2 separate regions of the Homo sapiens genome follow, and region 1 is linked to region 2. The links are chromatin contacts, found by Hi-C or POLR2A ChIA-PET in ENCODE. All regions are on one chromosome and are shown on one strand. Each heading gives the region's core, a stretch centred on a gene start or an enhancer-like site at or near the end of the contact. The rest is flanking DNA. Distances are from core to core; before and after follow the strand shown.

Region 1 (4,233 bases), core at 12-2,511, 130 kb after region 2:
CATCTTCGAAGGAATATTCCACAAATAATGCTCCCCCCCAACATTTCATTCAATTAGGGTGGCCCATGATTTTGATCTCTCTCATTATTGGTGATGTTAAGTTTAACCACTTGATGAATGAGTTGTCTTCTGGGCTTCTCCCTTGTAAAGTTATTCTTTTCCCCTCTGTAAAAATGTTTTGTTCTCATTGGGTTTTTTGGGGGTACACACATGGTCTTGCTCTGTCACTCAGGCTGGAGTGTAGTGGCATGATTTTCAGTTCCCTGCAGTCACTGCCTCCTAGAATCAAGAAGCAGTTCACCATTTTGACCAGGCTGTTCTCAAACTCCTGAGCTCAAGCAGTCCGCCCTCCTCAGCCTTCCAAATTGCTGGGATTAAAGGTGTGAGCCATTGTGCCCGGCTGCTGTAAAAAGTTTTTTGGGGGCTGGGGAGCAGAATGGTACTCGGAAACTATAACTATCCTGTTCCTCACAAAGTTTCTTTTTGAAAAAATTACTGGCCAGGTGCGGTGGTCACGCCTGTAATCCCAGCACTTGGGAGGCCGAGGCAGGTGGATCACCTGAGGTCAAGAGTTCGAGACCAGCCTGGCCAACATGGTGAAACCCCATCTCTACTACAAATATAAAAAAATTAGCCAGACATGGTGGCGGGTACCTGTAATCCTTGGGAACTGAGGCTGAGGTAGGAGAATTGCTATAACCCTGGGGCAGAGGTTGCAGTGAGCCAAGATCGTGCTGCTGCAGTCCAGCCTGGACGATAGAGCAAAACTCCAACTCAAAAAAAAAAAAAAAAGAAAGAAAGAAAGAAAAAATTACTGTAATAGTTTATTCGTTCAGTTTTGAACGGACTCATGGTTGCCTTTTTTTATTCAGTGAATTATACCTTACCATTTTTTTAAATTGTGGAAAAATGTAAATAACATAAAATTTTTCTTTTTTATTTGTTGAGATAGGGTCTCACTATGTTGCCCAGGCTGGTCTTGAACTCCTGGGTGAGCCCAGTCCTTCAACCCCAGCCTTTCAAGTAGCTGAGATTACAGCATGCTGTACCACACCTGGCAAATTTATTATTTTGACCATTTTTTGTGTGTGTATAGTTCACTGTTAATGAAGATATTCACAATGTTGTCATCTGTTTTTTGATGTTCAGATTGTCTCAAATTTGACCAATAGGATCCCCCTTGAGATTTTCTCATCATTTTAGCACTTCCTTGTTCTCTGGCAAAACATGATAGCCCAGGCTCATCCTTTACTTTAATCTGCCCCACCCCGGGAATTAGTCACTTCTTAAAGGAGCATGGTATTTCAAAACCTTTTAAAGGAGAAATGTGGTTAACAAACCATGATTTCGTCATGGATATATGTGTTGCTATTTTGGGACTGTTTTCATTTCCTCGTGGTGGACAGAGCTAGGGAGTATGTGTTTGTGTGTGCGTGTGAACACACACACTTGGCATCTATATTTCTGTATCTGTCTATCTATTCTGAATATGATGAATTCACATCAGTGTATCTGGATTTAATCTAACTCCATAGGGTTCATTTTAGCTTTCTTCTTGTCTGTATTTATAGCACTTTATTCTGACAGTGAGAAACCTGGTTCTCATTATCCTTAATGTCTTTGTTTCCATTATTGTTACTTCACTTATTTAATATTTCTGTCTCTATATAACCAATCGCCTGTCTCTACCCTCCTTTCCACAGATATTCTTCCCCTGCTGTGGCTCCGATACTGCATGTTAGGTGGCTGTTCTGTAAGAACACACTCTTCATCCTCTCTTGGGTTCAGATGTCATCATTTTATTGTAGGAGGTAGGACATGAGTAATAATTGTCAATGTTTTCTTTTTCTTTCAATTGCTTTTTGTAGCCCTGGATGCTCGCCTAGAAGTTGGACTTGAACAGCAAGCAGAACTGATGTTGAAAATGATGTCTACTCTGGAGGCAGATTCCATTTTACAGGCATTAACAAATACATCTCCTACATGTAAGTAAAATGACCATTTTTAGAGTATTGCAGTGAATGATTCAGCTCTTCATCATTTTCAGGTGGATTCATCAAGGACAGATTTTTAAATTCCATGATGTGAGTCTGAGGGGACTTAGTATGTAGCACTTTCCTGGCTCCGAGTTAGTAGCAAGTTGAAAACTAAGACAAAGGATTAACAAATGCAGAGAGTATCATGCAAAATACTTCCATGTAGTGCTGTCAGTTCAGTGCAGAAACCTCCATTGTGTTTTGTTTACTGTATTGTTGTAAGGTTAATAAAATTCCTACAGAAGCCTTCATACCTGCCTGTGAGTTCATTGCACTATTCCAAATTTATGATGAAGTAGATTTTTTGTAGTAACATCTTTATCATCCTTAAAGACTAGGATAGAGAATATAGTGTAGGATGACAGCCAAATAGGCCTGTTAGTTGAAAGCCAGAATTGAGAGGATTTACTACCTAATAACCTACAGAAAAGAAAGGCCAACTTTTTCGTAAAGGACTAATAGTAAATATTTTAGGCTTTCCTTGCCATATGGTGTGTATTGAAACTACTCAACTCTGACTTGGTTGCAGGAAAACAGCCATAGACAATATGTAAATGAATGGGTATGGCTGTGTTACAAGAAACAGGTAGCCTGCCAGAGCTGGCCATCACATTACGGTTTGTTTTCCTTGATGAGGTCTACACAAGTCTGGAACTGGGTAGACCTCGGAGGAGTACAGTTGAAATAGCACGGTGTTTTTCAAGGACAGATTGGGGAGCTGTGCTTAGAAGAGGGTGCTGGTTTTTGTTTTCTTAGGCCTGCATATTGCTTCACCTTCTCTAGGTCAGAGTGAAGAAGGGGTAGAGATAGTAGGTAGAACCGAATAAAATTACAGATGCTTCTCTTATGGAGAGTTCACAACCCATTTCAATAGAGAAATTTGAGTTTTTACATCTTCCTTATGTTAAATTGAATTCTTTCAGTCTGCAATCTTCATTTGTTTCTTGCTTTAGAGGGTATCAAAAGAAGGGAAAAAAGAAAAACAGAAGGAATGGTCTAGTGTTCTATAATCTCAGTATTGGTACACAAATATTCTTGTATCTTATCTCCCAGGCAATATGGGGATCCCTTTTGTAGGGTCCAGTGTCTGCATGATTAGAGATAACTCGGTACTGCCCAAAGTAACCCTTTTCTTTGTTAGACATTTCTTATTTAAAAGCACTTATTAGAATATCTTTTCGTAATTCTGAAAGGATATTTGAAAAAAAAAAGAATAAAAAAGAAAATCTGTTTGAAATTGGTGTCTCCTCTTTATCTTTTGATTATCCTGCACACAGCTGTCTCTCTTTTTAGTATAATAATAAAATAAGGCTCTAAATATATGATAAAGCTCTTAGTATCCTTGTATTTCTCTGGTTCCCATGAATATATTCTCATTTAATTAGTTTTGTGTGTAACCTGGGCATCAGAACTTCTGAAAGCTCCCCAGATGATTCTAATCTATAGTCAAGGTTAAAGATGAATGAACTAGAATCTAGATTATTCTAAAACTACCTTATCAATAATTAGTCAGGAGTCTTATTTCTTTCCCTTTACTTTCCCTCCTTTATTAATTGGAAAAAAATGCAAATAAAAATTGCTAGAAAAGTTCTTTGCCTTTTTTTGTTGGTTTGAGTCCTATGAATTTGGGAACTTCTCTCTTTGGTCATTGTCTTTTTTACTTTCAAGTAATGTTATAAAAACACGTTTTTCAAATACTAAATATTGTTTTGAACCATTCTAAAGAATGCAGTTTTAATTTTTAAAAACAATTTAACCTATTTATACATATGAATAACCAGTTAACACATATCCTGATACTTTATGTATAAAATTATACTTGTGTTTAATTTTCAGTATCACAGTCTCCCACTGGAACAGATGATTCACTTCTAGGGGGTTTACAAGCAGCAAACCAAACCAGCCAGCTTATTATACAGTTATCATCTGTCCCAATGTTAAATGTTTGTTTCAACAAACTTTTTTCCATGCTTCAAGTCCATCATGTTCAGGTATGACTTCAGGAGAAATGGTGTATTTTTACATATTATTGTTAGCCTGGTAAAAGATGAAACTAATTGGGAAGTTCATTCTAATCCTGTCAGGGATGATTTCTTTATTATATTCAGTTGGAAAAATATTAGAAATACTTTGATTACCAAAGTAATCACAGTTTCTCAATGATGGAACATTGATAATTTTTAAGATTTTTAGCTTC
Region 2 (4,618 bases), core at 1,068-3,567:
AGAGAAAAAAATGAGACTGTTTTGAAACAGGGCAAATAAAAAAAAAAGTAAAAAGAATTTTCCACAAATATTGGTAAAAAGCTTTAGCCCTTACTAAGTAGGTAAACTCAACTTGTCCCATTTTCTTTTTTTTTTTTTTTTCTGAGGCAGATTGTCGCTCTGTCGCCCAGGCTGGAGTGCAGTGGCACGATCTCTGCTCACTGCAACCTCCGCCTTCAGGGTTCAAGTGATTCTCCTGCCTCTGCCTCCCTAGTAGCTGGGACTACAGGTGCCCGCCACCAGGCCCGGCTCATTTTTTTCTATTTTTAGTAGAGATGGGCTTTCACTATGTTGGCCAGGCTAGTCAAAGTGCTAGGATTACAGGTATGAGTCACCGCACCCGGCCAAGTATTCCTATTTTTATGGCAATATAGTTATTTGCATAATTTCTATAAAAATGTGTTCTCCTGTAACAAGACATAATTGGAGGCACTGGTTGTATTAACCAGGTTTTGACTGGAATGTCATATTTTCAAACATGACCAGATGGCATTAAGGAGCTATGGTTGACTTTATGGAGCCAATAAAGTCTTCGTTTGAAAAACTGGCCTGATTGTTCCCAGACTTACAGGTGAGTGGCCTGAGTGGCCGGGCGCGGGGGCTCACACCTGTAATCCCAGCACTTTGGGAGGCCGAGGCAGGTGGATCACGAGATCAGGAGTTCAATACCAACCTGGCCAAGATGGTGAAACCCCATCTCTACTAAAAATACAAAAAAAAAAAAAAAAAAAAATTAGCCAGGCGTGGTGGCAGGTGCCTGTAATCCCAGCTATTCAGGAGGCTGAGGCCGAGAATTGCTTGAATCCAAGAGGCAGAAGTTGTAGTGAGCTGAGATCACGCCACTGCACTCCAGCCTGGGCGACGGAGTGAGACTCCGTCTCAATAAACAAACAAAAACAAACAAAAAAGCCAAAAAAAAAAAAAAAAAAGAACCACAGATGAGTAAGGAATGTCACTCTCTGGCAGGCCCAGGAACTTCAGTGTATTTTAGGGACCCCCAAGAAGAGAGGAATACAGTCAAATCTCTAAGTGTTTCAGATGTAGCCTGATGGCTAATAGTTTAAGATGTAGTTCAGGTAATCCATGAAGATTTCCTGAAGGAAGTTCGCATGAATGTGAGAGGGCAATTAACTTTTATAATTTTTATTGAGCACGTAGTATATACTTGTCAGATGCTCTTCTACACATTTTACAAATGATTCTTAATCCTCACAACAGATCTTTGATTAGGTTTTTAAGGAAAACTAGTTCTTTCCAAAATAACCTAATGATCACAAAACATATAGAACATACAACTCTGCATCTTGACTATGGTGCGTAGGTCTACATGTGATAAAATGACATTGAACTATACACACATCATACAACTATCAAATCCCTCCTTTTGAGATTGTACTAGAATTATGTAATATGCAACCATTGGGGGAAACTGGGTAAAGAGTAAATTGGATCTCTCTGTACTATCTTTGAGTAGTGTTTAGGTATTTTATAAAAATAATGTCCTACAGTTTGGGTTTGTCAAATGGTTTTCTCATAGTTAGATAGGGGTTATGGCTTTTGGAGAGAAAGACCACAGAGGTCTGTAGTATATTTTCAACTGTAATCTATTTCAAAATAAAAAGTTTTAAAAAAATTCTCCAAGGGGGGATGATTAGTAAATTGATTAGTCCTTTCTAGACCTCCAACACACCCCACCACACACTCACACAGACCCACACTCCTATTAATTCCGGTAACTCGGGTTGTTTGGAATGTGGATAGAGAAACTAAGCTTAACTATGCGCTTCCAGCACCTCGTATCTGGTACTTCTGTTCAACAGAAAGCCTTGGGAATGGGGAGGGCAGGCGTGGTAAAAGGTACAGGTTTGGGAAGGTCGCTCGGTTCCTTCCAATCCAAACGAGAGGCTTCTGATTGTTTATTCTCACACCAGAGCCGTGACCGAGACCCAGAGGTCCGCTTCCGGCCACGGCCGAACAGCTGCACCGTGCGTACCGGGAACGGTCAAGGCGCAGCTGGAACCGCTGCAAAAGGCCTCCGGGCGTACCGGACAGGTCGCAAGGGCGGGGGTCCCCACCTAGCGGAAATGCACGGAGGCCAACCCCTCCCCCTGCCCCCGCGAGGAGCGGGGCGGACTCGGCAGCCGCCACTCCCCAGGCTCACAGGAAGAAACTGGGACGCTGCGGACGCGGAACTGGCCAGACCCGCGGCGCGTGGCACGCGCGAGCCCTCCCGCGCATGCTCCACCCGCCGGCCTCCAGCCCGCGCCCCGGGCCCCGCCTCCCTCCCTGCTTCTCCCCCTCTCCCGTCAGCCTCCCTCCGAGTTTGGCCCCTCCGGCCGGGCGATCGACGTTCCGCGTGCGTGCGGGCGCCTGACTTCACTTCCGGCTAACGCGCTCGGCTTGCCCCCTGGCCCCGGATGGTGACTGGTGGTGGTGCTGCACCTCCCGGGACTGTCACTGAGCCGCTTCCCAGTGTGATTGTGCTGAGCGCAGGCCGGAAGATGGCGGCTGCGGCTGCGGCGGCCTCGGGCCCCGGCTGCTCCTCGGCGGCGGGGGCGGGGGCGGCCGGGGTCTCAGAGTGGCTGGTGCTGCGGGACGGCTGCATGCACTGCGACGCCGACGGGCTGCACAGCCTGTCCTACCACCCTGCGCTCAACGCCATCCTGGCCGTCACTAGCCGCGGGACCATCAAAGTCATCGACGGCACCTCGGGGGCCACACTGCAGGCCTCCGCGCTCAGTGGTGAGTCTTCCGCACGCCGGGCGGGCGCGAAGCCGGGGAAAGAAGCCGTCCAGCCCCGGGGCTCGGCCTCGCGACTCGGGGAAGCGAGATGGCGAGAGGGCAGGGCTGGGGGTTCGGGCCCAGCCGTGAAGGGAGGCCCGGAAGCTGATGGAGGGGGACCTTAGGACTTGGCTTTTTCAGCGGCTGCAGTTGGGAGGAAAGACCGGCGAGTCAGGGAGTGGTGGGAGGGGAGTTGCCTTTCGGGCCTGGAGCGTCCGGTCTGGCTTGGTCCTCCGCGAGAGGTGAGGAGACCTTGGAGCTTGGCACCGGAGGAAGCGAGGCCCGGGTAGGCCCTGGAGAGGCTGTCGGTCCTGCGTCCGGTTAGATGAGAGCGAAAGGCTGGAAGGGTTGACCCCGGGCGGAGAGGCTGGTGGCCGGAGGCGAGGGGCGGGGAGCGTCTGAGCCGGCAACCAAGCCCTCCCTTGTGGGAGAGGAGCCGGCAGTCTGCTGTTCTCAGGTCCCGCAGTGCGGGGGACAGACCGCGGGCTGTGCGCCCAGCGTGGGGGTGGGGGTGGGGTGGGGGTGGGGTGGGTCGTGGTGGGGGTGGGGAGGGAAGTAGGCGGGCCAGCTGCCTGAACTGCTTGGTCGACGACTGTAGGACTCTGCGGACGCCGAAGACGACTAGACCTGGTCCCCTTGCTCGGGGCTTCCAACTTCTACGCCCCAGTGACGAGAAAGTCAGGACCTGTGGTGTATGAAATAGATTCCTTTGGGTTTGTAACTTCAGGCTGTCTCTACTTGTTTTCCCACAGCGAGCCGAAAATTAGGATTTGAAGGTGTGTCTGAGTCTCACCATTGGAGGAGAGCACTTCTGGGTGGCGTAAACCTTGGTCCAGGGACGGGACTTTCAGATGCGTGAGGTGTATGCTCAGTGGACGGACTGGAGTGGTTTTGGAATGGCCCTGGCTGAGTTAGATTTGGCGGAGATGACATTTCATTTGTGGTTAAATGATGGGTGGCTTAATTTGGATGTTGTAGGTTTAGATTGAAAAGTTAGTGTATGAGTGAATCGGACTCCTGCATAGAGATGTAATGTATACAACTGTCTGCGTTTAGCCAAGTGGAAGTAGTTATGTGGTCAACCAATTCACTTGTATTTTAACGTAGACGAACAAGGAAAAGTTTACTATGTGAGTAATAAGGCATTTGTAAGAGTAAATGGCAATTTAGGGATGCAAACGTGAAATTAGACATGTTAATTATTGTTGATGTGAGAGTTGTGAAAGAATTGGATTATGTATAGTTTCAGGATATAAACTTGGAACATATCTAAGAGAAAGTTTTGGGAGGTAGGTTTGTAATTTTTTCTTTTCTTGGCTTAGGTAAATGATGGGGTGGCCCAGATGTAGCAGTGAACAGTTACTGCAACTTGGACATAATGGCTTCTCACTGTGTGTAAGAGGGAGATGCTCATTGGTAATTGGATGTCTTTCTTTTTAAAAGTCATTTAAAAGTATTTCAAGTATGAAAAGGTATGAAGAGTAATTACAGTGAACACCATGCATCCCCAACTCAGGTTAAGAAATAAAACTTTACAAATAGGATTAAAATCTCAGCTGAATCTCTCCTGGACTGCATTTCTCCAATCCTCCCTCTTCATAAACGTTATCTTTAATTTGATTTTATCCTTTTCATATATGTCTACACTTTCTAGTATATGTTTCTATCTTGAGGATGTAGTATTTTTGTGATTTTTAACTTGGAATAAGTGGTATATGTACTAGGATTTCTAAAGAAAGTCATTAACAAAAGTATTCAAGTGTTTTGGATAGAAAGAGGAATTTTATGGTGTGCTTTT

Evidence for each region. Hi-C counts contacts between places; a loop is a spot of excess contacts on that map. ChIA-PET counts read pairs that join two places held with the same protein, here RNA polymerase II (POLR2A).
Region 1: a map of chondrocyte shows a loop between it and region 2 (2.8-fold over the local background). The contact joins the enhancer-like site here to the promoter of BIRC6 in region 2. A Hi-C loop is called at or near these places in 2 of 168 maps with a recorded cell type or tissue (aorta and chondrocyte). POLR2A ChIA-PET finds 5 or more read pairs at or near these places in 6 of 52 experiments (A549, Caco-2, PC-9 and 3 more).

What each region holds. Positions count from the first base shown.
Region 1 is chr2:32,483,775-32,488,007 of GRCh38, forward strand. It overlaps BIRC6 (baculoviral IAP repeat containing 6), which reads left to right. Exons shown (of 74, transcript NM_016252.4): 40 at 1,869-1,985; 41 at 3,873-4,027. Among named protein-coding and RNA genes, the nearest start is that of MIR558, 46 kb to the right of the region's middle. Within about 2 kb of position 1,262, at least 3 of the 41 ENCODE cell types and tissues checked have a DNase peak (open chromatin) inside an H3K27ac peak, as active enhancers do; they include PC-9, where a contact is called at or near this core.
Region 2 is chr2:32,354,706-32,359,323 of GRCh38, forward strand. BIRC6 (baculoviral IAP repeat containing 6) reads left to right here and starts at 2,318. Exons shown (of 74, transcript NM_016252.4): 1 at 2,318-2,781. The coding sequence starts at 2,457. RefSeq lists enhancers at 1,989-2,501, 3,016-3,528 and silencers at 2,005-2,374, 2,535-2,764.